Regions from separate parts of the Homo sapiens genome. Here all the other regions are linked to region 7. A link is a loop called in an ENCODE intact Hi-C map of the cell type or tissue named here. Cell type or tissue: endothelial cell of umbilical vein. All regions are shown on one strand. Region 1 overlaps TNFSF4 (TNF superfamily member 4). Region 2 overlaps TNFSF4 (TNF superfamily member 4). Region 3 overlaps TNFSF18 (TNF superfamily member 18). Region 4 has its middle 86 kb from the start of FASLG. Region 5 overlaps LOC105371618 (a long non-coding RNA gene). Region 6 has its middle 190 kb from the start of TNFSF18. Region 7 has its middle 120 kb from the start of TNFSF18.

Evidence for each region. A loop is a pair of places that touch in the nucleus more often than their neighbours do. Peaks named below come from ENCODE experiments on the same cell type or tissue, not always from the same donor. Only the 100,000 strongest peaks of a DNase experiment are listed, where the experiment ranks them.
Region 1: a loop joins it to region 7, with 9 times the contacts of the local background. A loop is called at or near these places in 7 of 110 quality-filtered maps.
Region 2: a loop joins it to region 7, with 7 times the contacts of the local background. A loop is called at or near these places in 7 of 110 quality-filtered maps.
Region 3: it touches region 7 in a loop (5-fold over the local background); 5 of 110 quality-filtered maps call a loop at or near these places.
Region 4: it touches region 7 in a loop (10-fold over the local background); 4 of 110 quality-filtered maps call a loop at or near these places.
Region 5: it touches region 7 in a loop (8-fold over the local background); 8 of 110 quality-filtered maps call a loop at or near these places.
Region 6: a loop joins it to region 7, with 11 times the contacts of the local background. A loop is called at or near these places in 2 of 110 quality-filtered maps.

The regions. Positions count from the first base shown.
Region 1 is chr1:173,200,971-173,204,970 of GRCh38, reverse strand. The region is part of intron 1 of TNFSF4 (TNF superfamily member 4); the gene reads left to right. Among named protein-coding and RNA genes, the nearest start is that of TNFSF4, 4.4 kb to the left of the region's middle. In endothelial cell of umbilical vein, a CTCF peak has its summit at 2,384 (motif pointing right); DNase peaks (open chromatin) are centred at 1,090 and 2,350; H3K4me3 peaks cover 1,550 bases; H3K27ac peaks cover 3,906 bases.
Region 2 is chr1:173,188,396-173,192,395 of GRCh38, reverse strand. TNFSF4 (TNF superfamily member 4) reads left to right here. Exons shown (of 3, transcript NM_003326.5): 2 at 3,827-3,875. Among named protein-coding and RNA genes, the nearest start is that of TNFSF4, 17 kb to the left of the region's middle. In endothelial cell of umbilical vein, no CTCF peak of the experiment used is centred here; DNase peaks (open chromatin) are centred at 1,155, 1,705 and 2,005; H3K27ac peaks cover 3,086 bases.
Region 3 is chr1:173,041,732-173,045,731 of GRCh38, reverse strand. TNFSF18 (TNF superfamily member 18) reads left to right here. Exons shown (of 3, transcript NM_005092.4): 2 at 1,763-1,793. Among named protein-coding and RNA genes, the nearest start is that of TNFSF18, 7.2 kb to the left of the region's middle. In endothelial cell of umbilical vein, no CTCF peak of the experiment used is centred here; a DNase peak (open chromatin) is centred at 2,411; H3K27ac peaks cover 2,200 bases.
Region 4 is chr1:172,743,394-172,747,393 of GRCh38, reverse strand. No RefSeq gene overlaps it. Among named protein-coding and RNA genes, the nearest start is that of FASLG, 86 kb to the right of the region's middle. In endothelial cell of umbilical vein, a CTCF peak has its summit at 2,260 (motif pointing left); DNase peaks (open chromatin) are centred at 883 and 2,233; H3K27ac peaks cover 2,079 bases.
Region 5 is chr1:172,824,638-172,828,637 of GRCh38, reverse strand. It overlaps LOC105371618 (a long non-coding RNA gene), which reads left to right. Exons shown (of 3, transcript XR_007066734.1): 3 at 3,449-3,513. Among named protein-coding and RNA genes, the nearest start is that of FASLG, 170 kb to the right of the region's middle. In endothelial cell of umbilical vein, a CTCF peak has its summit at 2,456; a DNase peak (open chromatin) is centred at 2,387; H3K27ac peaks cover 892 bases.
Region 6 is chr1:172,856,930-172,860,929 of GRCh38, reverse strand. No RefSeq gene overlaps it. Among named protein-coding and RNA genes, the nearest start is that of TNFSF18, 190 kb to the left of the region's middle. In endothelial cell of umbilical vein, no CTCF peak of the experiment used is centred here; a DNase peak (open chromatin) is centred at 1,539; H3K27ac peaks cover 2,659 bases.
Region 7 is chr1:172,932,174-172,936,173 of GRCh38, reverse strand. No RefSeq gene overlaps it. Among named protein-coding and RNA genes, the nearest start is that of TNFSF18, 120 kb to the left of the region's middle. In endothelial cell of umbilical vein, no CTCF peak of the experiment used is centred here; DNase peaks (open chromatin) are centred at 483, 883 and 2,103; H3K27ac peaks cover 4,000 bases.

The DNA.
Region 1 (4,000 bases), 270 kb before region 7:
AATAATGTTGGTGGCAGTGATAGCAGCAGTGTGTGTGTGTGTGTGTTTGTGTGTGTGTGTGTGTGTGTTTCTGTGTGTTTGAGAGAGAGAGAGAAACAGAGACAGAGAGATTGAGAGAGAACATTGTAGAGCAGCTGCTGACAAAGAGACATAGACTAGTAGCCATTTAAAACTCATCTACAATACTGTTTGGAAGTTTGATTGAGGGATCGGGTGGTGGTGGTGGTGGTGGTGTTGGTAGTGATGAGGCAAGTCAAACCTCTATTTTATAAGACATAATGTTACAGTGATGTGTATTGGAGGTGAAATAGAGCTGAAATGCTCACCATTTACCCAGTTAAATTGGACCTCTTTTATTGTGAGAGAAAGGTTTTTGGGAAATAATTGTGATTTTCCCTTTTATTTCTTAGATTTAATTTTTTAGCCTTATAAAATAATTGCCTACATGAATGGCTCTGTAAATACAGATATAGCTACCAAGCTCCATTTGGCCGTCAGCTTTCCTTTCAATCAAGTTTATTTAGTAGCCTCTGTTTTCTCATCACTGGGTTAGGTCTATCTACATGCAGGAAATGCAGAATATTTTGTTTTTAAGATGCTAGAAAAAAAGTTAGACCCTACCCACTCCTCATCTAATTTACTTTCCTCTTTGAGCCTTGATTTTTATAATCTGTATTATGAGAAAGTAGGATCAAATGATCAATAAGATGTCTTCCAGCTCAATATCTTATGAGTATATAGTTTATATATTCATAGAATGGATATAAGGATTTGAGAAATACAAAATGTGAGTTAGTATATTTGTGTTTAAGCTTATGGATTTCCTGGCTCCTAAGAAGGGATTGAGGGGAATCAAATTTGCACATATGTACTTTTCTATACTTAAGTTATATATTCTGTACATATCTAAATAACCTATTCTGGATTAGCAAAACACACTGTTTAGAAAAGGGAAAGAAGTGAATGCCCTGTAAGAATATTCATGACATAAGGTATATAATTCAGTGCTTCTGTCACCAAAACCAATACACACTGTTTGGATATTACATTGGGACATCCACTTAAATTGTCAGGCTTCCAGTCTTACCTGGAACTTCAGCTATGGAACAAAGGCAGAAAAAGCTGACCTATAAGGTGTGAGAAACCTCACTGAAACCATTGAAACTTGGCTTTTCCAAGATTCATATCACCTTTATCATCATGCTCAAAGACCTGAAGGCTTTTAGTGATTTTTTTCAGCAATTCCTACTTATCACTTTTTTTCAGTTCTTATCACTTTTTTTTCAGCTGGGAACAACAGAAGTAGAGATACTTAGAAAGTGAGTTGACCAGTTCTGTATCAGTGAAAGCTGGAATTAGAATTCACAGTTTCTTAATGAAGTTTCGGGCTACAACTTGGACCTTTCTTTGTATCATTTAATAAGAGAAAGAGGAGTTTGCCTGAAAAAAATATTGTTTCAGATTAGCTTAATTTAAATGTCTCCATGTCATTTAGAAAGTTTTTAGAAGTTCTTTTTTAACAATAGACCTGCAAATAAGATAATTTCAAAGGCATTTGAATTTGCTTTTCATAAGCAAATCTTTGAGAATTAAAAAATTAACATCTGAAGTTGACTTGGCTTGTCATAAGGCATTTTGAGGCTTCTAAAGGAGGTATTAAACATATAGAATCATTGAATTTGGGGGCAGGTATTAGATATAGTCTATTTACAGATAAGAAAACAGAAACCTAGAGAGGGTAGGTGAACCATTCGTGACCACTTAGCTGGTTAATTCACCAGAACTCCTGATTCCTACACTATGGTTCTTCTTATTATCAATGAAACCATCCTTACACAGATTTTTTTCCATTGAGTGTTTACTTGTGCTAGGTACCATTTGAGGCACTGGCGATATAAACATCCATTGGAGAAGGTTTTTGAACTATTTACACTCACAGTCAAGATGCAGGGTGGGGACAAAAGAGTGACATGCTCAAGGGACAATGGGAAGATGAGAGGAGGGAGGAGGGAGGGCTGCCTCAGCCTTCTGGGGAGTCAGGAAAACCTGCAGGAGGAGATAATGCTTCAGCTAATACTAGAAGGAGGAGGATAAATTATTTAAGCAGACAAGCGGATGGGAATTGGTGGGTAGGGGTAGAAGGCTTACTAGGCAGAACAGCAAGTTTTTCTGAATAGCTCAAGTTGAGTGTTCCTGTGGGAAAGTGGTGGAGATGAAGCTGAAAAGCTGGGGAGGTGGGGAGCAGTTCACAAAGGATCTTGTGAATCATGCTAAAGGAACACGCTTCATTCTCTCCTACGCCAAAGGAAATACAGGAAAAATTACCAACATTGTTACCTCTCCAAATTTTGCTTCTCTTGTGTAGTCTGTATTTTGGCAAATATAGAAAGTGAGTCTAATCTGAACAGCACTAGGGGGCACCACAGTAAAAGTAACGATTCTCTTGTGTCTGAAGACAGCTTATCCTCTTTTCCTGAAGAGTTGATTAGAAAACTTCTCAGGCAGTCAAGTGCTCATCCACAAATAAGAGAATGAACAATATCAGGGGCAGCTAATATTATTCACTATTTGCAGAGTGATGATATTTTCTAAATGAAGTGTTTAGATATATGTTTTGATCTGGGTATTCAAAATAGGACAGAATAATTTGGATGGGGATGATGCTGGAAAATATTGCACGTGTATGCACATATAGATCCAAATATACACACACAGAGGAGAGTTGGGAAACAAGCCAAAAGGCTCTAGGTATAGATCTAGGGATACAATCTCTCTGTTCCTCTTCTCTGACCTCAGCTGCTGGTTACTAGTACTGAGTAGACCCAGCCTTGTTTAGGGGCTGGCCACCTTGGCCTTCCACTTCTTCTTCTTCTTTTATATATATGTGTATGTGTGTGTGTATATATATATATGTATATATATATAGCAATTACTTCTCTCTCAAATGACAGCTTACCCCACTTCAGGGATTCTCCATTCATGGAAAATGAAAGTTAATCCTTTTGCATCATTTGGGTTAGAGGAGCTACATACAGTGTTGTTATTACTGTTTAATGAGGGAAAAATAACCCAGCTGAGTTGTAGGTGGAAAGGTTTATGTTTCCATAGTCACTAATGAAATACATGGTAGAGTTGGATTGAAACTGAATTTTCTACCATCCTATGCTTTGTATATTTCGTTTGTAATCACCCATGCTTTTGATAACCAATCTTTTCAAACAAAGGAATTAAAACATTTGCTTATACAAAGCTATAAAACATCATCTCAGATTTTGGAGGACTCATTGAAGTATAAAGGGAGTGCCCTGGGCCAGGAACCAGAATTTTTCAGTCCAGGCTTTTACCTCTTGACCCCAAGTAAATTTCTTGAAATTCCCTGGGCATCAGTTTAATCATTTCCAAGACTGGAATTTGGTTGTGGTGAGGATTAATTGATACACAGCTTTGTAAATGCTAAGATTATTATTATCATTATCCATGAACATGCTTCCGTTAACATACTGCTACTAAAATGTTGACTTTATAGTATGTGTGTGCACACATACACACACACTGTAACTCAAATCTCAGAAAGCATATCAAAGTTAATGTTAACCATAACTTCATGAACCTTGATTTCCCCAATGTAATTTTTAGGATTAAAAAATCCACCTTGGAAGAGTCCTATTATTTTTAAACATAGATTTCTAATTAAGATTTCATGGGTGCATTAGAGAGCAAAAGAATGAAGGGGAGAATTTATGAGGTTATGAAGTGTGATTAGGTTCAGTGTCTGCACGTGGTTCAGAGATCTAAAATTACGTACTCAGAGCACATGGCTTAGGCTATTTCCGTTTCTTCTTATTTTGATATATTTCATCCAATTCTCCAATGACTTGGCTACCAAATAAGGCAGGAAATTAGATTTATAAGAGGCATATCATCTGGTTCACTAATCTAGAAACATTGGGGAATATTCCTGGCATAACTAAAATCTTTTTTCAGTAGGCCTTTCATTCTG
Region 2 (4,000 bases), 260 kb before region 7:
TCATTTCTTTTTAGTGCTGCATAATGTTCCATTGTATGGTTGTATCAGTTTATTTATCCATTCACCTACTGAAGGACGTTTTGGCTGCTTCCAAGTTTTGACAATTATGAACAAAGCTGCTATAAACATCTTTGTGAATGAGTGACTTTAAATACTTGTATGGGAATACAGAGACTGAAACTCAAGGATTTGATTTAGGCCTTGAAGATGGTAAGATTTTAATGGGCAGAGACAGATGGAGGGACATGCTGGAGGCAGTGGTGTGATCTTGGCTCACTGCAACCTCTGTCTCCTGGGTTCAAGCGATTCTTGTGCTTCAGCCTCCCCAGTGGCTAAGATTACAGGTGCATACCACCACGCCTTGCTAATTTTTGTATTTTTTGTAGAGACAGGCTTTTGCCATGTTGGCCAGGCTGGTCTCAAACTCCTGATCTCATGTGATCTGCCTGCCTCGGCCTCCCAAAGTGCTGGGATTACAAGCGTCAGCCACTGCATCTGGCCTACATTTTTAAAATGCTTACCACGTACCATGTGCTGGCAAACTGCTGGATGCTTTAAGTTATCCTATCTAAACTTGGTGTTCATCTTCTGGAAAGTTCCGCTCACAGTATTATGTCTTATTTTCACATGTATAAAGGCTAAAGCGAAGAAATGCTATAACTTTTCCAAATTCAAAGAACCAGAGAAGTCACAGTTTGAACTAAATCTGACTCCAAAGTCTATGCTCTTTGTGCCATCCTACCAGGCTGCCTACCCAAGTGCAAGGAGATCAGAACAAATAGTTGGCTGGATCATTAGACACAGAAAGGATATATGTGGCAATAAAGCTTGACAATGAGGTTGGAGCCAGGCTCTTCAGAGCTTTGACTTGGGCACTGTGGGGGTGTCTCTGGGCACTGGGGTAGTCAGCATGAGGTCATCAGGTATGGAGGATGAGGGGGAAGATGGTTGGAAGGCCAACAAATAAGAAGAAGGACCATCTTTTTCTACTTCACAACATTGCCTAAACTTGATGTTAGTAAGAGACTTCTGAGGATATGCAAACTTCTACCCCTATGTGACCTTCAGGAGAAGGAACAGGATACCTGAGTCTGGAGTTCCAGTAGGTCAGCTTCCTCCAGGTTGATCTACTGGAAGTCTAGACTCCAACACGGAGGAAGTCACATGTGCTTTACTCACTCACTGCCTGTCAGCATCATCGTCCCAGAGAATGTCTGTTTGGTCACTGCCACCCTTACTTCATCAGGGCACCTCAAAAAGTTGGAACATTCCTTAAGTTGCAGGATATTTTTGGAGATCTTTGCAAAGTCAGTCAAAATAATCAAATCACAAGGGCTTTTAGATCAGGGAGTGAAAGTAAATTTGGGAATGAGGAAGCTTTATGTTTTTTTCTCTTTTATTAAATTAAACTTAAAGTCACAACTTCTAAAATCTAAATCATGGAAAGCTAGTGCTGAAAGGAATGCCCCTGATCTTCTAGTGACTTTTAAAGATGAGAAACTGCCATCTAAGGAGATTATGAAACTTGCTTAAGTTGGCACAGTGCCTGCCTGCCTGGCATTAGCACTCTGTCACTGCACGCTGAGGCCTGTGCTGTTTGTGCTACTCCACAGAGGGCTTCTTTCTAACTTTAGCACGTGGCAATTCATGCTGGCACTTAGCCCAGAGAGCAGTGGAAACATTTATTTACCCAGGAAACTATGGTCATTGGGTCATTTGCCTTCTGACAGGTTTTCTTCCAGAGCATTGCCCTTAAGCACGAAGGGCACTAATTAGCTATCACACCACGAAGAGTACAGAGAAGGGGGAGAGCTAAAGACTCCTGCTTCTACCCAAGTCAGTGCCTCTCTCCATGTGCTCAGCACATTGAACTCATATTGTTCCTGCAGCCCAGTCCCTGGCAGGGCTCAGAATGACTCTCCATTCTTCCTATGCTGCCTGTTGGTTTTAGCTGGTAAGGCTTGTGATTATACTTGTAATAGAAGTAGGGAATTCCTCGTCTGTGTGGGCAGGTGCCAATGGAATATGCTTGACTGAAGCTACCAGTGTGCCAGGAGAGTGGGAAACAGGAATTCCCCTACCCAGGGCATAAAAACAAATCCGTCTTCACATTTTTGATTAGGACGTCATGCCAAAATAAGCTTGTGGGAAGAGCCGTTGTTCTTGGCAGGCATAATAGGCTTTTATTTTTTTGAGATGGAGTCTCCCTATGTCCCTCAGGATGGAGCGTAGTGGGGCGATCTTGGCCCCCTCCCAGGTTTCAGTGATTCTCCTGCCTCAACCTCCCAAGAAGCTGGGATTACAGGCATGTGCCACCATGCCTGGATAATTTTTTTTTTTTTTTTTTAAGCAGAGATGGGGTTTCACCATGTTGGCCAGGCTGATCTCGAACTCCTGACCTCAGCTGATCTGCCTGCCTCAGCCTCCCAAAGTGCTGGGATTACAGGCATGAGCCACCGTGCCCAGCAGACATTTTTTTCTACTTTCTTTTTTAGTAGATAAGACAAACAAATGGCACAAAACTTTTTAAAAAATTAGACCATGAAAAGTAGAGGTCAATCCTACTCCTGACCTCAGGCTTCCAATTTTTTTCTCCAGGGACAACATTTGCAACTAGTGTCTTGTGTATTCTTTCAGATACATTAATGTATTGTATATTCTTTCAATGCCCACACAGGTGTTATTATTATTATTTAACACAAATGGCAATATATTTTATGTATAATTCTGCACCCCCCCCAACTTTTTTTTACTTAAGAGATCTCGGAGTTGGTTCCATATTGAGCTTATTTGTTCTTTTAACCACAAAAGTACTGTAAAAGTTTTATCTATCAGGTTTCCTGTCTTCACTGTTTTACTTCTCTTTTAGCAATTGAATACTGACTTAATTCAAGTTAGGTTTTTAAAGCTGTTGAAGAGAAAGATCCAATGTTTAAAAAAGCTACACCAAATATATTGAGCTCTGTAGGATTGGGACAGTTTTTATTGCCTTTGTCCCCTGAAAATAGGATGCTTTTACTCCTGCGTTAAAGTGAAAGACCAGACATGCAGGAAGCTTCCAGAACTCCCTCCCAGTGCATTCTGGGAGTCTGTGGCCATGATGGATTGATTGAACCAGCATTCTCCATGAGGGAATCTCTATGACTGAATAGGTTTCTTAACAATATGACTATAGTGCTACGTTATCCAAAATGGGAAATTGGGGCACAGTGAGACAAAACAGTATACCAAAGAAGAGTTTGGCAGAAATGCGGACAGATCTCAGACGCTTGCATGAAGGAGCACAATAGTCCTAATTTATCTTAAGAGATATTATGGAAAAGCAAGGGGGAAGGTGGAAGTCTAGGTCCAATCTTCATAGAAAAAGTCAGGGCCGGGCATGGCGACTCATGCCTGTAATCCCAGCACTTTGGGAGGCTGGGTGAGAGGATTGCTTGAGGTCAAGAGTTTGAGACCAGCCTGGGCAATATGGCAGAACCCCATCTCTACCCCCTCAAAAACCCCAAAAAACAAAAATTAATCAGGTGTGGTGGTGCGTGCCTATAGTCCCAGCTACTCAGGAGGCTGAGGTGGGGGAATCACTGAGCCCAGGGAGGCGGAGGCTGCAGGGAGCCGTGATTGTGTCACTGCACTCCAGCCTGGGTGTCAGAGTGAGACCCTGACTCAAAACAACAACAACAACAACAACAAAAAAGTCAAGTCTTCTGTTGTTTTTGTTTTCTCTACAGGCTACTGCATTTCTGCTTCACTGTTCCATTAAATATGACTTGCGAATTTCATTTGTTCATGTTTTTTTCCTAAGAATATGTCTTTCTTCCTCCCTCAGGTATCACATCGGTATCCTCGAATTCAAAGTATCAAAGTACAATTTACCGGTAAGTATTGTCAAAAGTTTAATTGATTCATATTTTTGAAAGAATCTTCTCTTCAGTCTCTTAATTTCCTCTAGAACACAAGATCTCTTCTTTTCCTAAGGGAAGGAATTAAATTCCAATTAAAT
Region 3 (4,000 bases), 110 kb before region 7:
ATTTTACAGAAACATTTCCATCAAATGGAAATAGAAAAACGTGTTGTCATTTCTCTCACATTAAAACGTAACAACAACAACAACAACAACAACAACAAAAAACCTCTTTGATCTCTCATCCTCATCCAAACTCCACTCATTTTTTTCTGCTCTCCCTACAGCAAAATTCCTCCAACTTCTCTTGTCCCATTTACCCTTAAATTTATTTTAACTAAGCTTCTGCCCTCTTCACATATCACAGAAACTAATTTTGTCAAGAACTCCAGTGACTACCATGTTGCTCAATCTATCAGTCAATTCACTGTACTCTTCTTACTTGATCTATCAACAGCATTTGACACCAGCTGATCACTCGTCCTTCATGAAATACTTTCTTTTCTTGGCTTCCAAACATCAGACTCTCCTAGTTTCCTTTCAGACTCAGCTTTTCCTTTCTATTGTCCCTTGCTTGTTCTTTCTCATTCTCCGACCTCTAAACATCACAACGCCCCAGTGTTCCTCTCCATCTACACCCACTAACATGATGGCCTCATACAATCTCACAGCTTAAAACATCAACTATGAGCTTAAGACTCTTAAATGTATATCACCAGAGCTCCTTAAATTTCAGCCTGCTTGACACACTTACTTGGATTTATAATAAGCATCACAAACTAATATGTCCACAACCAAACTCATCATTGTTCCCCTCCCCATTTATTCCTCTTACATCTTATCCATTTTAGTGAATAACAACTTTATCTTTCCAATTATGCAGGCCTAAAATACTGGAGTCATCTTTGTTTCTTCTCATTCCCTACCCCATATCCATGTCAGGAACTTCTGTTGGCTCTATTTTCCAACCAAGTATCACCATCTACAGAGCTAGCACCTTGGTCAGAGACACCATGCTCTCTTGCCTAGATGAATGACTGTAATGATCTCTTAGCTAGTCTCACTACATTTGCCCTTGCCTCTGTTTAATTTGTTCCTAGCATAGCAGCCAGAGAAATCCTACAAAAGGAAAGTGTGCAACACGTTTAAGTTCAAAAAGTCTTTTAAGCACTTTGCCATTAGGAAACCAATAACCTTTGGGTGATACAAAAAATGTTTGTGGTTATGCCTGAATTTACTACAACGTATTTTTGAGCATTTAGCATTAACTACTTGTGTTTGTAAAATTAACCACACACTGATGGCATCTTGTAGCATGTGAACTGCCGTACATTGCAGTAGTCTGAAACTTGGAACTGTTTTTCAGGGTATCTCAGATACTGTATATGACATGTAGTTATCTGAATATTATACATGGGTGGTTTCATCAATCTGAGTTGTAAATATTTCTAGGGCTTAATTTACTGTTTTAAATAAAATAAACATAAATAGAAGCTTCACTATTTTCCTTTCACATGCCAACAGATCACCTTGTGCAGTCACTGGGGTGTGGAAACTGCTATTTTGTTGAAAAACTTTTAGAGCCCAAGGTTGGGGGGGGGGTCCGATATCAAATAGTTGTCCTGTAGGTATAGATTAGGTAATGGAATGAGATCTTGACCTTTGTCTAAAAGACCTAAAAGGGAAGCTAGGTAATAAAAGGTAAAGGATGGAGCCACTCAACTTTAAAGGGAGGCTGAGAGGGCTGAGACATGGTGAAGGGAAGGATTTTTTTTATGGTTATAGAACACTAGTTTGCTTCAGGAATTCAAAGCTCTAAATAAATCAATCAAAAAAATTAATGACACTGTCATCATCCTAATCAATTCATCTTTTATTTCCCCAACAGACTGCTAAGGAGCCCTGTATGGCTAAGTTTGGTGAGTAACCTATCTTGCATGTCTTTTACTTTTCTTAGTTTTTGATGCAAGAAGGCAGGTGTCAGTGATCTCAAGAAAACCTGTATTTTCTTTTATTCATTTCTGAGCTACTATGTATAATTACTTATCATGTACTGGGCAGTTGCCCAAGAGCTGAGGCTTTCAGAGGTAAACCAGGCAAAAGAAGCCCATGCCCTGATAAAGCTTATGTTGAAGGCTGCATCTCTGGCCAGGAATGAGCATCTCTCTTACTGGCCTATGAATCTGAGATCCGGGAATCTCCTTTTAATTCTGTGTTTTAATAAACACAACAAGTTTCAGATTTCTACAACCTTTCCTTAAAGTCTTTCTCATGTTTCACATATTGCTAATGTCCAATGGAGTATGTGAGAGAGTGCCATTGTTGTTTCTAAATGTATAGAAGAGCAATGAGAGTTGGAAAAGTGGCCACTTCCTCTACTATTTTCTCTTCTAAGCTTAGCTTCTGAGTCATTTTCCCTTGTGGTCACCTGATATTTGCTTAGAAAACACACCAGTTTACAGTTACACTGAGCCTTAGATTCTTAGAATACATGGAAAATTTCAGATAAATACATTTTTTTTAAAGTTGTTTATAGGTTTCAGGCCAAACATACATTTTCAGTTGAGAACAGACCATTTCTAGAGTTAACTCTGCAACCCCTGTGTTCCTATATAGTTTAAACCAGTAGGTTTCCTTGGCTTGTGGGAATTAGAAAATGTCCTTTTGCCTGTCTCTTTCTTTGTGTTTTGTTTTTGTTTTGCCCATAAGTGGAATGGAATGCATGGCATGTGTGAAATTATGCCTTGATGTGGTAAAAGTTGAGAAACTCAAGTGATGCTAAGGTGGTCTTTAAATGACCCCCTTTCACAGAATTAAATGGGAGAACCAATGACACTTCTTCCTGGTGACCTGCCTATTGCCTATTACATGTCAAGGAAGAAGAAATTTACTGGGCTCCGAGCTCATTGGCGATACTGGGTGGCTTTGTCTTTTGTTCTAGTGATCGCTCTTTCATTCTCCTCCAGAATCTACCTTCAGAGTCTTATATTAGTCATTCATATGAATGAGCATTGAAGTAAAAATGTTACCTCTTCCAGGGTGTTTCCTCATCAAGTTTTCTTTTTAATTATGGGACAAAGGACAAAAATTATGGAGAATTGCAGAACAGATAAGCATTCTGGGTGGTAAAAGCACCTCCCGGGGCTGTGAGATCACACTGCTGTGCAAAACCAAGTAATGTTAGGCAAACATCTAAGTTTCATATGTGCTAATGAAAATGAATGATTAGGTCTTTACCTTTTCTTTACCATTTGGGACAGTATTGCACTAGGGATCCTTATATTTAAATAGTCAAGTTATTTCTATTTATAAACTCATAAATTTACAATTAGCTATTTTTGGGGGATTTATTTAATGAATCCTAAGTAGGTCTTAAATGATATATACCTACAAACTGAGGAGAACAGCCATAATTTAGACACAAAGCACCTAATTCAGGAACATGGAAGTATCATTCAATCAATAAATATTTATGGAACATCTACCAGGTACCAGGGACTTTTTCAGGTGCTGAAAATACAAGAATGAACAAAATAGAGATATATTTGTCCTAAAAAATTTTACATTCAAAGTGATACAAGATGGACAATAAACAAATGAACAATTTAGTTTATAACATCCTAGACACTGACACACTTTATGAAGAAAACTCAAGCAAGGTAAAATGAGGGAATGATAGGAGAACACTTTTTAATATAGCATAATTAAGGAAAGCCACACTGATAAAGTGATAAACAGCCAGTGGTATTTACACCGAAAATGCCTGGAAAGGCATGGACTGCCAACCCTGGTTTTCAAAATTTTGGCTTGTGATTTCTTTCTCCATTAGTCTTTTCTTCTCCTTTCTTTTTCCCACAAATATTAATCAACAAGAGATGCGAAGTCACTTAAGTCATTTTTCTATTCCAAATTCTTTTCCTTAGAATTCTTGCTCCAAGCAAGAAATACTCTTTGGATTTGCAATTTCTCTAAAACAAGGAGTAGATAGGTACTTAAAATAGAAAAATTCTGCTTGAAGAGAACTAGTGTAGATCAGGTAAAGAAACAACATGTATGTGGTAAATAATTAACTACAATCTGGAAAAGGATGAAATAATGAAATAACTATGCTTTCATCTTTTTTATC
Region 4 (4,000 bases), 190 kb after region 7:
TGACAATAATTCTATTCGCGCTTTCTTGGACCCAGAGGGATTTAATTATTGAGGAAAGAAAGACAGTCTCCTTGATTGGAGGACAGCGGCACTCCTATGATTTGGATACCCAAGAGCAAAGTTAAATGGAGATTCTAGGGCAGACATGCAAGTGGGCTTGATCTCACTTATCTACTGTGATCTGACAGCAGTGGCTGTCAGGAGCATGGTGACGGGAAGTATCTTGAGGCTACATCCTGGCTAAGCAAGAAAAACATAAGACAATTAACAATGCTTGCAAGGATGCAGAAGTGGTGACAAGAGCCCATATTGGCTCTACATGTTATCATGAAAAAATTAACCAAATAAGACCACGAAGGAGAGTTAGATTACAAGAAACTCCTTATTCTGTATAGTGGCTATGTACAGCCTTAATTTTGATTCTCAATAGACCTGCTGAGATTTCTTAGGGCCTGGATGAATAGTCCAATATCACAAGCCATTAACATACATGAAAATTAAAGATGTAATACTAGCAAGTGATCCTCTTGGAAATGTCCCCATCAGGTTCCAGCTGACCAAATGTAAACTTATTTAAGTATGTTTGTAGATCTTGAGCTCTTAGCCACAAACATCACTTTAAATGATGAGTAAAAATAGATAAGTACTTCAAACATTGGCAAACACTCAAAGATTCAAAACCAAATGTTTCTTCCTAGTTTACCTTGTTTAAAAAGATGACACAAACTACTCCTAAAAACTAGTGACTGCCTACATTGGTAAACATTCTGGTCCTGGTGGCCTCTGGTGTTTCTTCCTTCTAGTCATGTTGTCCTTTTAAGCAAGGGTCACTCTTACTCCTCAGAGGAAAGTCAACATGACTCACTTTCAGAAACTGAAAGTACACCATGTCCACATAAGCAGTGCTGCTTACTGTATAACCGCAAAACCACATCAGAATAAGTCAGCTGCTCAGGAAGGAGAAGAAGGAGTGAGCTGAACAAACTCACCCCCATTCCAGATGGGGAGACTTTAAGAGTAGCCACAGGCTTCTTTGTTAAGCAGAGACTTAGATCAGAGGAGAAATGTCAGTGGCAGGCAGTGCAAGCAGGGTCCCTGGCTTCTGGTTACTGAATACATTGAAACAAGAGCCCACTCAAGGCCCCACTGTAAAGCCCTGAGGTTTTGGCTTCATCATCTCTTTCCTTTCCTTTGGTACATTCTTTCCCTAGTTTTCATCTCTCTCTGAACGTCAGGTGCTCTCTTGCCAAACCTCGTGTTAAGTGATTTTGGACAGGGTTTAAAGAAGTGGATCTTTTCTCTGAGTTAGATATTGTTAGGATCCCATGACTGGGTATCTTAATAATTCTTACCTAGAAGGTGTGAAGAATAAAACGAGACTGACTAAAGCATTCCTTGGTAAAGCAGCAGCAATCTCTTATATCAATAAGGATAGGGGCACACTGGTCATTTTTGTGGTCACTTTTAGACAACGCTCTTGGTTTCATCTGTGCTCAGACAGGATTATAGAGTGGATTTTATTTCTTTCTCTATTGTGATCACAGAGTGCCTTTTCTGATGTTGGCATTCTATGAAATTGTTTCTACTCAACAGGAGAACACTGGCCTAGCCATGAGTGCAGCACTAGCTTTAGCAACACCAAGGTCTAGCCTGTTCTCCATTCTTTCCTTGGGACAATCCACTCTTCCAAGTGACATAAACTAATCAGAAGAATTAATATCAGTTAACAAGAGTTAAGGGGCTGGGGAGGGGGGGTGTTCCGTACTTGCATTATAATAGTGACCTTTTAGAGAAAAGGCTGACCCCAGATAAACCATAATAGAGAAACTGGGTGGAAGAAAATAGATTCAGGAATTCTCCAATTAAACCATATAGGCAACCAGCTCCTCTGCCACCATATTAGCTGATCCTACATTTCATACCCACAGTTGAACTTCCAGGTAATCAACTAAATGAGGTCCATTCATGTTACCCTACTGTGCAGGCTTTTGGGATGGTTTGCCAACCACACTTCTAGAAGTCTCTCCTTTCATACAGAATCTCCTCTCATCTGGCAAGCTAGTCTCTTCTTGTTTTTCTGGTTTCTAAATGAATTCATATTGGAGCTTAACTTGCCAACCCTTATGAGTTGCTTTCAGAATGATCGCAACTGTTCTGAACAAGCCACCCTTTCTTGCTTGACTTCCCACTACTTTGGAGAGTGATTGTGAATCCTTGTGACTTCTCTTCACAGTACTCTTCTGCCACCTGGTGAAAGTTCGTAACACAACAAGACACTAGAGTTGCCATTCACTTTCAACTTCTACACACCCTGACACCAACACTAAGAAAACAGACACACTCACAGATGTCAGTCCATAAACACCTTGTAGGCATCTGATGCTCCCAGAAGAGGCCTGTCCACTAGGATTTCTGGGATGACCCCTCACCCATCTCTCCTTCTTCCGCCTCTCTGAAGGAAATAGCTGATTGAGAAGGATCCAGTTTTTTGCTAAGAGTTCACATTGAGACTGGAAAGGAAATGAGAATAAAAAGTATCTGGACTTCTGAAGGGGCCACAGTCAGCTCTGTGGGATAAGTGAAGCAGGAATTCCTGAGGACATCTTGCTGGTTCTCACCATCTTGTCTATAGTTCGTCCTAACAAATAAATCCGATGTCAACATTTATATCAAAGAAACAAGAAATAAATACCTATCTGTTTACCTCCTGTTTATATTAGGCCAGACATTTTACTTAATCTTCAGAATAGCTCTGTGAGATAATATATATAATTGTATAAATCTATGGGGTACAATATGATGTTTTCATCTATGTATACATTGTAGAAAGACTCAGTCAAGCTAATTAAAATATCGATCGCTTCACCAACTTATCATTTTTTGTAATGAGAACATTAAAAATCTATTCTTTTAGTAATTTTGAAATATATAATAACATATTATTAGCCACGGTCACCATGCAGTGTAATAGAACACTAAAATATATTTCTCTAATCTAACTTAAACTTTATACCCTTTGATCAACATCTTCCCTTTCCCAACACCTTCCAGAATATGTTAACACTCCCACTTCACAGAAAGAAAATGAAGGCATGGAGAGGCTAAGCAATGTGTCCAAAGTGACGTCCCTGGTTAGAGGAAGAGTTGAGGCTGAACCTCAGAGAGAAACGCCCTTGCAACTGCTGTACTTTTCTGACTCTTGCTATGCCACCTGGAGTACTGATCACTGGAGGAGAGAAAGAGGGAAAGAAACTCCCTACCTCCTTCCTGAGTCGACATTCTGTACCTCTTGGTACTGCATTTCTCAGGCACCCTAGTGCCCTTGGACCAGATTCCCAGCTTCCATGGCCTCAGGGAACATGGAATACTAATCATCCTTTTCCTTTGTCCTGGATAGTTGTAATAAGGAATCAGCAAGAGAAACTGAAAATCTAAATTCTCCTTCAGATCTAACTATTAAAAAATATGAAGCAATTAATAAAGTATGTATGTAGACATGTAAATAGAATAATAATATTTTAAATGTAACCTAAATGTTTGAAGGAACTTTTAAATAGATTTAAAAAGAAAATTAATTTTTAAAATCAAAATAATTTCTGAATCTTTTCTGCACACGAATGAACCTTTAGGGTCATGAAAAAGCTCAAACTGATGTATTTGAGATGTAAGAAGGACACCAGAAATGGAGTGCTTGCAACCCAGCCACCTGCCCTGACTGGCCAGCCTGGTGGCTCCTTCCTAGAGGAGAGATCAGGTAGGGCTCACTGGCATGGAGAAAAGCTGGTAAGTGTTGCTCTCTTAGGGAATCTCTGAACATAAGGAATGGGGAACAAGGAGAGGGGGAAAAAAGGAGGAACTCCTTCAAAGGACACTTTGGTCTGAGTGGCATCCATGGCAGAGACCATGAAAGGAACTCACAGATGACTCTCTGGAATAGAGATCACGAAGTGATGATGGTTCAAGAGCCAACTCCATTCCCATAGATGTGTTTTGATTGACT
Region 5 (4,000 bases), 110 kb after region 7:
TTTATAATTTCTCTCTCTACTAATTGTATCCCCAACTTTCTGCTGCTTTATCTAAAATGTCATGACTCTTCTCTCTCTATTATTATCACGTGCAATCAGTCTCTGTTAATTCTTCCTCCAGTGGCTCAAAAATCAACTCCTTTTTTTCACGCAGCTGCCATGCTGGTCTAAGGCCTCATCAAGTGGCACCTGTTTAATTAACCGCCATCAACTTTTATTGGCCTCACTGATTCCCATCTGTTTCTCACTTCAATTCATTTTGTACCCTGTGCTGAATTACTCTTCCTGCAGCATGGCTCTGAAAATGTCATTCCTCTGTTCAAGAATTTTGAGTGCTTCCTTCTGCTTATGGAAATAAGCCCCCAATTTGCCAGTCCCTCAGTAGAGATTTCTCATGAGCTGGATTCTCCCTATCCCAACTCATATTTCACTATTCCACTTCAGAAACACATTTAACATTGTTTCTGCACTATCCTCTGTACAAGCCTCCGTGCCTTTGCTCATCCAACTTTGATTATACCCCTCACTTCTCTCTATTAGTCCAAACTCTGTTAAACTAACTCTTCAGGGCACAGCTCAAGTCTTTTCCAGGAAGCTGGCCCCAGCTAAAACCACAGTTTAGTTTTCTTAGAACTGGAGTAGACTTCATAGAGCACCCTCAGGGACTCTAAGCCGCAAAAATATTAAATTCTATTCAACAAAAATTTATTGAATATTCATTATGCACTAAGCCCCAGACTAGGAACTGGGAACAAGAAAAACAAATAGATGTGATCTCTCTTTTTAAGGGACTCTTGCTTATTGGAGGGTACAAAATATATAAACATACAATTGCATTAAAAGCTGTCAAGTTCTAAGATGGAGATAAACACATGCTGTGAGAATGAGAAGGATGGGCATTTAGTCTAGCTGAGGATTCAAGGAAAGAGTCCTAGTTGAGACATCTTGTGATAAGAATGTTAAAGATGAGCAAGAGCTACCAAGACAAAAGTGGGAAAGAAATTTGAGACAAAGGGAACAAAATAAATGAATGCAGAGACATAAACAGTGGGAAGGAGGTGAGGAACTAGAAGCCTGGTAGCACTAGACTATAATGTTGTGAAACAAGAACTGGTGAGAGATGAGATGGGAAGTGACTGGAGAGACTAAGCCAGGCATTTGGGGTTTTGTAAACTATATTAAGAACTTTGTACTCTAATCTGTAAATGATGAAGAACCATTAAAAATGTTTACACAAGGAGGTTAAATGATTGGGTTTTGCTTTTAGAAAAAGTATGCTCCTTACGTTGTAGAGACCAGATTTAAGGGAAGCAAGTCAGGAGAAAGGAAACTACAGATTGCGATGTTCCAAGGAGAGGACAAGGACCTAAGTAAGGAAATCGTTATTGGGGATGAGCCTGAAAACAGATTTAAAAAATAGTTATGAGCTAAAACCATTAGACCTTGCTGATTGCCTAGATGTAGAAGGCCCAGGACAATGAGAAGTCTTACATAATTATTTAATCTCTGGTTTGGGCAACAAGATGGTTATGCCAGTAATTAAGCTAGAAATAAAGGAACCATTGGTGAACAGAGAACAACAATGAAGACAGTTCCAGGTATGTTGAGTTTGAGATTCTTCTGGGACATATCAAGCTAAAGATTACATATGAGTTCTAGGGTAAAGATTAAGTTTGACATTAGTTGTCATTCCAGTTATAAATGAAACAATGACAAGGATGAAATTCCTCAAGCAAAGTATGTAAAGAAATGGAGACTTTGGGGTAATGTTAGAAACCTGGGTTATTGTAGTTACTGGACACACAGAAGAGGAAGAGCCCCAAAAGACAAGAAAGAAATCACTCAAAGAAGCAAGAGGAATGCCAGGACAGATTGGAGTCAAGAAACTAAACCAGAGGGTTTTAAGATAGGGCGTAAGATACGGACTGAGAAAGCATCCTTGGGTTTCGCAATACAAAGTTCATTGGTGACCTTTAGAAGTGAGTCTAGGCTCCGAACCGTGATGTGTTGAAGTGTAAATGAATTACAGTCATGAATACAGTTTACTTAGCTGAAAACGAAAGGAGAAGAATTAGGGCACAGCTAGAGGCGATGCAAGGCCAAGAAATAGCTGACTGAGGCTAAAGGAATACAGATTGCAGAGGCACACAGTAAATGAGGGTCTTTATTTCATTACAAATATACAGTTTAATACTCAAAAATATCTTTCAAACACGAGGTCAGAAGGGAAATAAAGTTGCATGAATTGCCTTTGGTAGAGTTCTAACTACTTTGTGTACAGGAACATTATGTTTCTATTTTCACTGGGACCCAGAAGCACGCAGAGCTGCCTCCTCTCTTTCGTCACATGTCTCCTGAGATCCTTGAATAACTCAATTTTGGGATGTAATCATTTTGCTTTCAGGGAAGCTGAATACCATTTTTGTGAGGAATCATTCCACCACCATGTGGCTACTCTTGAGAATAGCATTTTTCTCAACTTCCTCCTAGAGCTAGCTACTGGGTTGAGTTCCCAGAGAAGGAGAATTCCACAGCTCAAAGAACTTTAGAAACCCTCTCTTTATTTTGCAGATAAGGAGAGCAAAGATAACTTGCCTAATTTTTCAAAATTTCCGTATATTTTAACTGGTTATGAATATTTTATACATTATGAGTGATTATATATATATAAAGCAGACAACAAAAAACACATACAAAATCTTTCCATGTTCATTCAAACCCAAGGACAACATCCCTGTCAGACTGTCTTAAGTAAAAAATATTGATGAAATGCAGCAATACACAGAGATCAGTGTTTCTAAACTAATCTTTAACAACAACATCCTGCCTTGAGGCTAACATGATGTTTTGTTTAAATTTAAGCCATTTCCAAAAAAAGTTTTAATTTCCGCAAGTTCAGATTGGTAAAATAGAAAGCATACCTACAGAGGATCAGTCCTTAGGTGATAATTAGAATGTGTTTATTATCTTAAGATATAAAACCCAGTTGTATAATATCTTTTGTCATTTTGCTTTTCTCTATCTTTTTTTGTGATAATAAAAATAACAGATGTCATTAAAGAAAATGTGAAGGTTTCAAGGGAAAAAGACATAAAAGTCACTAAAAGAGTTCATAACCCAATAGTATTTTAAAAAATTTTTTGGCACTTTTAATCCCTTATAACTGCTTTAAGTTAAAGAAATCAAGCTCACTATTTTATTTATCCCATTGAATTAGCTAAGAGTTAAAAAATGATTTCTTATATTTACAGAAGTTATTTCACTCTTCATATTAATCACACTTAATCAAAAAGTGTCACAAACTCTTAAGACTTTAAATAAATGTAAAACTGTTAAAACAGAGCAAAGTTGACAAGGTTTGGGCCACCTTTATGCAAGGTGGCATCTTCAGCCAGACTGTCCATATGTTCATTAATGCTGTCTTTAATTATTTCTAAAAATCTTTAAGGCATTGGCTGCTCCCTGCATCTTTAATCTGCTGGTCCAAAGATGCTTCTGGTGAATGGAAGTGCTCTAAATTAGCAAAACTAGAATAACCTAAGCTTTGAAATGTTTCAAATCAAGGCAATGGACTTCTTCTGAATAGTACAGTTGATCCTTGAACCATACAGGTTTGAACTGTGTGGGTCCACTTACAGAGAGATATTCTTCCACCTCTGCCACCCCTGAGCAAGATCAACTCCTCGGTCTCAGCCTACTTAACATGAAGACAATGAAGATGAAGATCTTTATGATGATCTAGTTCCACTTAATAAACAGTAAATATATTCTGTCTTCCTTATGATTTTCTTAATAACATTTTCTGTTCCCTAGCTTTATTGTAAGAATATAGCACGTAATACATATATTAATAACATATAAAATTCAAAACAGTACAAAATGGCTGTTTATGTTATAGTTAAGGCTTCCAGTCAACAGTAGGCTATTAATAGTTAAGTTTTTGGGGAGTCAAAAGTTAAATGCAGATTTGCAACTGCACAGGGTCAGGGGAGTTGGCACC
Region 6 (4,000 bases), 75 kb after region 7:
GTGCCCGCCACCACACTCGGCTAATTTTTTGTATTTTTAGTAGAGACGGGGTTTCACTGTGTTAACCAGGATGGTCTCGATTTCCTGACCTCGTGATCCACCGCCTTGGCTTCCCAAAGTGCTGGGATTACAGGCGTGAGCCACCACACCCGGCCTTGTCTTTTTTTATTTCTAATTTGATTTCATTGTGATCAGAGGACACACTGTATAATTTCAATTCTTTTAAATTTGTTGAGTTTTTCTGTTTTTTAATTTTAGGATCAAGATATAGTCGATCTTGGTGTGTGTTTCTTTGGAATTTGCAAAGAGTTCTGCTGCTGTTGGATGAATTGTTCTATAAATGTCAATTATATTTTGTTAGATGCTGTTGTTTAATTCTATAGTCTTGCTTTTTTTGTCTAGTTTTCAGTTTTGACAGACTTGTGTTGAAGTTTACAACTATAATTGTGGATTTGTCTAGTTATTTTCAGTTTTTGCTTCAAATATTTTACTTCTCTGTTGCTTGGTGCATTTACATTTAATATTGCTCTGTCTTCTTCATGGAGTCATCCCCTAATTATATAATCTCTCTGTTTTGCAATTTTCTTTGCTCTTGAATCTAAATTATTTGATAGTAATATAGCCACTTGTTTCTTTTGATTAATGTTTGTAAGATACCTTTTCTACCATTTTAATTTTCAACCTGCCTATATCATTATATTTTAAGTGAGTTTCTTGTAGACAACATATAGTTTTCATAATTTTTAGTGTACTGTGCAATCTCTGACTTGCAATTGGTATAGTTAGACTACATTTAAGGTAATTATTGATATATTAAGACTTAAATCTACCACTTAATTTTTGTTTTCTGCTTTGCATTTCTGTTATTTCTTTGTTTTCTTTCTCTTGTCTTCGTCTGGTATGCTAGAGAAGTTTTTACATTTCCTCTTTGATTAGCTTTAGAGTTTTTAATTATATCTTTTATATAGTTTTTTTTAGTGGTTTCTTTAGGTATTATGTTTACATACATAACTTATCACAGTCCACTGTCATAGTCATTTTACCAGTTGAAATAAAGTGCCCCTTTATCCTCCCCTGTTAATAATGTAATTTCCTTAAATATTTCTTCTACATATGAAGCCAGTTATAAAATATAATTTTTCCTTCAACTATCAAACATAATAGAAAAAACTCTAGGAGAATTAAAACCTAATATATTTACCCATATTTTTGTTTACTGTGTTCTTTCTTCCTTCTTGATGTTCTGAGATTCCTTCTTGTACTGTTTCTTTGTCTATAAAGGGGCAGGTAATAAACATTTTAGTCTCAGTGGGCTGTGGGTGAGTATCTTTTGTAACTACTCAATCCAACAGTTGTAGTGTGAAAACAGCCTGAAGCAATATTAAACAAATAGGTTTTGCTGTGTTCCAATAAAAATTTACAAAACAGGCAGCAGACCAGACTGACCCCTGTCTAAACAAGAGCATTTTCCATAATCACTTCACCTTTTTTTTTAAATGCTGATGCAACCTTAGATTCAAACAATGTGGAATTTAGCTTAAACATACAAACTGGAAACCTAATCTATGACTGTATTTCCTAATGTAATGTGCAATTACTGATTCCTTTGGCATGAGTTCTATAACCACATAATCATCTTTTATAAGCAGTTTCTTTGTTGTAGTACTGGGAGCCTTATCTCTGACAGCAAACTTGTGTTTTCTTTTTTTATTTTTTGAGACAGAGTCTTGCTCTGTCACCCATGCTGGAATGCAGTGGCGCGATCTCAGCTCACTGCAAGCTCTGCCTCCCAGGTTCACGCCATTCTCCTGCCTCAGCCTCCCAAGTAGCTGGGACTACAGGCACCCGCCACCACACCCGGCTAATTTTTTTGTATTTTTTAGTAGAGACGGGGTTTCACTGTGTTAGCCAGGATGGTCTCGATCTTCTGACCTTATGATCCGCCCACCTCGGCCTCCCAAAGTGCTGGGATTACAGGTGTGAGCCACCACGCCTGGCCCAAACTTGTGTTTTCTTAATTTAATCTTGTCATGATATGAGATTTCCTGCCTTAAATATACTTATTAACTATTATGTTAGATTTTTTAAGTTTTAAGTGGGCTGGCATTTTTAAAAATACATTTTTCAATATTTGGTTAAAATTATACTTTTTTATATATACTCATTTTGATATTAAATTGTATAATTAGTAATTTCAAAATTAAAATGACCAAATATCATAGAAATCGTATTGTCATCACCAATTGTTGTACTCTATCAAATTGTTGCAACTGATAGAACTCTTTTTTAAAAAAAATTATTCTTGGGGTACAATGCTTGAAAAAGCATGACATGGTACATAGAAATAGACATATAAAGCCAGGAGTGGGGAAACTTGTGTTTTTGAAAGCTGTAAATATTTAGGCTGATTTCCCAAAGAGGAATTCAGAATTATTTAGGGGGAGAGAACTTATTTTGTCTTTAGAAATACTTTAATAAGCCTTTACTTAATGTAAAATTAGACCTGGTGTTTAGTCTGAAAGAGAAAGATAGCTCAAAGGCAGAGCTATATTTCTTTGTTTAATAAACAGAATTTTGGCATTCTCTCCTGGCTAGACACTGGGGGAAAGGAGACTAAAATGAGGCCCGAGCAAAGAGCGTGTGGTGGGCAGTCCTGAGAGAAACAGTGGTTTGGAGCCACCTAAGGCCTAAACAAGAAAAGCAACCAGTGACAAATTTGCTATGTTGTGGATTGCGAAGGAATGTTAAGAAAATAATATGTCTAATATTGCATTTGTCTGTTGTCTCTGCATTGTGTTGTAATCCCACCATGATATTCCCAAACATACAGCATAGGTCAATTAAACACAATAGCCTTTTGGCAGTGAGGGGGATATGTTCATGCCTATCTATGGGATGAAGGGGTGAAGGGAGAGAGGAGCAGCCAGGAAAGGTAAGGTGAGAGAGGACCAGAGCCAGGGACTGGGAGCAGGAATACAGACCTTGTGGCATCCAGGTGGGACTGGTTCCCCTCCTACTTCCCTGACCTTTCTTTCTCAATCTCACCTGTGCTGGCTCCTCCTCATTTCCTAAACTATAAACATGAACTCTAAACCTCTTTTCTTCAGACCTGGTTATATTCATCTCCAAGGCCAGAACTTTTCAAAATGTGGCCTTGCAACCCATTAGTGCATTGTAAAGTCAATTTAGAAGAATGTGACCTGTATTTTTGATGAAATAAATTAAATATAACTGAAAATGTCAGAGTATAATATATGTGGTAAAGGTTGGCTTTTCTCATGAAACTTTTGAATCAGAGTGTATGTGTATCTGTGTGTTGGGGGTGGCAGGATGGAAGAATGTGTTTACCATGTTGTAATGTGACATGCGTAAATTTATTCTGTGGCTTGTGGTCCATAAAGTTTAAAAAAGCACAGCATTAGGTGATCTCATCCAGTGTGATGGTTTTACATACCACCTCTATGCCATGATTCGTAAATACAAATCTACATCTTCAGTGGAACTTAATTGCTAAATTCAACTCACCTACCCAGCTATTTAGTTGATACTGCAATTTGGATGTCCATCAGGTATTTCAAACCAGCATGACCAAATCTGAATACCTGGGTCCCCACATGCATGCCCTACCTGCTCTTCCTGCAGTCTTTCTCATCTCAGAATATGGGAACTTTACCTTTCTGGTTCCTCAGGCCAAAAACTTTGCAGTCATCTTTAACTTTCTCTCTTTCTCTCTCTCTCTCCCTGTCTCCCTCCCTCCCTCCCTCTCCCTCCTTCTCCCTATCACCTTCTCTCCTTCTCTCTCTCTCTCTCTCCCCCTCTTTCTCATAGCCTACATTCAGTGCTCCATCATATTCTGTAAGCTCAAACTGTTGCATGTGTTACCATTTGTAACATTTACCATTTGTCGTTACCTCCACAGTCACCACTCTAGTTTAGTTGCGCTCGTATTATTCTAATAGCTTCCTTCTTCTTCACTTGCCTATCTTCAGCCTATTTTCAA
Region 7 (4,000 bases):
CTTGAGACTTCACATCCTTCATAATTGCATATTCCTCATCTCTCTTACGACCTCTCTCTCTCTACACATGTACATGTGCACATGTGTGCACATGCATGCACACACACACGCATGCATGTGCATGCATACACACACATTGTTCTGTTTCTCTGGAGAACTTTAACATACTCTCTCAGAACTTAACCTGTTTTTAAATCTGTTCATTTTTAGTAAGAATATCTGAGAAATAAAATCTCCATTCTTAAGAACTAGCATTGTTTTTTTAAAAGAGAATAAAGCATACAAGGAGGAAATACCTTCTTGCCAGTCTGTGATGTGTGTGTATGCACATGCGCGCGTGTGTGTGTGAAGGATTTGGTTTCTAAGGAATAAAGAAAGATAATAATGAGGAGTATCAACAGCAGATCTGTAAGTTATTTTATGGTATTTTATGATATTTCACATATTATTCAGATGCTGCTTTAATTTTTCAAGATCCTAGCTGGAAGAAGTATGAAAATGTGATTCCTGTTGAATGCCATCCAAGAGAAATAGACTCTGGCAGTATAGGGGCAGCAACTTTATGAAGAATTCCTTTGGTTATATGAAGAAAACAATAGAATTGCCATATTGTCAAGCAATTCTACTCTTAGTATATACTCAAGAGAAATGAAATCATATATTCACTAAAAATGTGCACACACTCATAGCAGCATTACCCAGAATAGCCAAAAAGTAGAAACAACTCAAGTGTCCATCAGCTGGTTAATGGATAAATAAAAATGTGGTATATCTATACAATGGAATATAACTTACTCTCAGAAAAGGAATGAAGTACTAACACAGGTTGCAACATGAATGATCCTTGAGAACATTATGCTAAGTGAAAGCAACCAGTCACAAAAGCACACATATTTATACAGCATTTCCATGATACTATTTATACAGCATTTTCGTAATAGGCAAATCATGGAGACAGGAAGTAAATTAGTGGTTGCTAGAGGTTGGAGGGGAGAATAGGAAATGGATTATTCAAGCATAGATTTCTTTTGAGAGTGATGAAAATATTCTGGAATTAGATAGTGATATCTGCAGTTATGTGAATATACTGAAAACTGTTGAACTGTACATTTTAAAATAGTGATTTTTATGGTATGTGAATCTCATTTAAAAAATCAAGAGCAGTGTAAATTATCCATTCTTTCCATGATAGAGCAGGACAAATGATGAATGTATATGTTGGCCAGTGGCATAAGTGCAATTTGAAGCTTCATAGCATGGTAATTTGTGGCTTACAGAATGCTCACATTCTTCAGTACCTTAAAATTGTTGATCCTAATGTGCTCCTCTTCTCTTTTCTTCTCATCCCCACTTTTATCCTCTACCATACATACAAGTCATTTCTAGTGTAAATTTTAGCTGTACATTTCCATGTTGCAGACATTACAATTTTCAACATGTTCAATGACTAGGCCCAGAAGAGGATGTCATCCAAGGCAATGTTTTCCAAAGTGGATCAAAATTACTGAGGAAGGGAGTCTTTTAAAAAATCAGCTTCCAGGACTATGCATAGAAGCAAGGAATTTACCTTGATCACGAGCATCGCAGGAGATGGATGCATAGGCACATCCACGTTTGGGAATCTGCTTCTAGAAATTGAGCAAGACTTAATGCGGGTTCTTTGCCTGTTCACTCAGTGATGACAATTATGGTTAAATAAACTTTCCTAGGCCTCTGAACTTATCATTGACTCTGTCTCCTTTGTAACTCTGCTCTCCTCTTCCCAGATGACTGGCCATCTGGATGCTGTAGTGTCAGGGGAAGTACACAAAGCAGCCTTCCCCATTCCGTGTGAGAAGACTGACATTCTCTGCACTTAAAGGCAAAGATGCTTGCATCAAATTTACCGAATAAGGCACAGACTCACTTCAGGACCCTGTGTCCCATTGTTCCTTCTATATTTGGAAGACTAAACTAAGAGAGTTCTGATAATGGACCAAGGGATACACCATCTATGACGTTATTATTAACACAAATGGGTTAAATAAGAGGAAAAATAATTTATCATCTGTGTCCCTCGCAGGCAAACAGGAAATCCTTCTGATAGTTATCTGGCCAGCATGACTCAGCATGGCTGTGACTCATCTTCCATTCCCTGGTGTATTTCTAATGTGTACCCATAGTGTGAGTCCATGGAGGCTGCCAGGTTTTTGTAATCCCTCTTCTACCCCTACCCTCAACCTCCCAGGCAGCCTGAGATCTGACAAAGAGAAGTTAAAAAACGCAAATATTCCAAATCAGTGACTGGAAAAAGTGATATCACAAGCGAAACAAGAATCCAGTCCATAGGCCAAGACTGCTATCTCTCTCTCTTTTTTTTTTTTTTTTTTGAGATAGAGTCTCGCTCTGTTGCCCAGGCTGGAATGCAGTGGCGCGATATTGGCTGACTGCAAGCTCCGCCTCCCGGGTTCACGCCATTCTCCTGAGTAGAGTAGCTGGGACTACAGGCGACCGCCACCACACCCAGCTAATTTTTTTGTATTTTTTTTAGTAGAGACGGGGTTTCACCGTGTTGGCCTGGATGGTCTCGAGCTCCTGACCTAGCTACCTGCCTGCCTCAGCCTCCCAAAGTGCTGGGATTACAGGGGTGAGCCACCACGCCCGGCCCAAGTCTGCTATCTCTATTCCAACAAGGTAAGAACCAATCTCCAAAACAGGCCTCTAAATGAAACTGATTTTTTCTTCTTAAGCAACCTACATCAAGACCAAAACCTAATTAATGACTTCTTAAATTCTATTTTTTTAATATATAAATCCCCCCAAACATTTAAAAATACCTTACTTTCTAGAGCCACTATCTAGGAGCCACTTCTGCTCTGGCTGTCCAGTTTCACCTGAGTTTCTCTTCCTGGCTGTGTTTTTCTGTTCTTAGGCTGGTGATGAATACCAACAGTAACCCTGAGAAGTTCACCTTTGTCCCTTCCACTCAGCCCACTGTGTGCCATACTGGGAACTGAAGAACTAGCCTCAGGGTAAAGAAAGCTAGTGATTGCAATCAAAATGAAGCAGAACATCACATAAGATTTGATTCCATGGGATTATCCCAGAACCCCACGTTCCTAGACCTGATACCATCTTCAAGCAGAAGGTGGAATTGACTTTCCCTATATTCCAACTTTTCAGCTGTAATTCCTCCTTTTGGCATGTGCCCCATTTAAGATGCCTTTGATGTTCAAGTTAACTTGGTTTTATATTTAGTAAGCATTGTACAAGTATAGCAAGCAGGAGTGTACTTTGATCATGACTGCCCATTTCTCACTGTCACTCCATTTCTGTAGATCAGTGATTTTCAAAGCATAGTTCTCAGACCTGTGACAACATCAGCACCTTGGAATATGTAGAAATGCAGATTCTTAGGCCCCACCTCACAAAACTCTGGGATGGAGTCTAGCAATCTGTGTTTTAATAAGTTTTTCAGGTCATTCTAATACATGCTAAAGCTTGAGAGCCCCTGCTCTGGTATCCATGAGATAGCAGTTTATGCCTTCTATTGTGAAGCTCAAAGCCAACCAGATAGTACAGAACCTCTAGGAGAAAGGCAGAGGATCTGAAGCTGATGTTGGGGCAAAACACAGAAGCCACCTTTAGGCTAAACAACTGTAGCAATATTGGCAGCATAAGCAGCAGAGGGCAGAAGGGGCTATGACCATTGAGTCTCCTTTTGCTGGGTTTCCCACTAACCTCTTTTGTCTCCTCTGTGTCCCTGGATTTTCTTTCAGTTGATCAGCACTTGGGAGTATACACATTCCTATTTGAACATTACTCCTTCCACAGACAGTGAGTGGCTCTCTTTCTCATCTTCCAAAATATGAACGTGTACACAGAGTTCGTAATTTTATTACATGGGAGCCAAATAAACAGAGCACAGTTCACGGAAAGAACAAAGAGTTTAGCTTGAGTCCTAGACACTTTTAAATGATCAAAATATATTTATTTATTCTATGAGTTCAGTATGATGGTA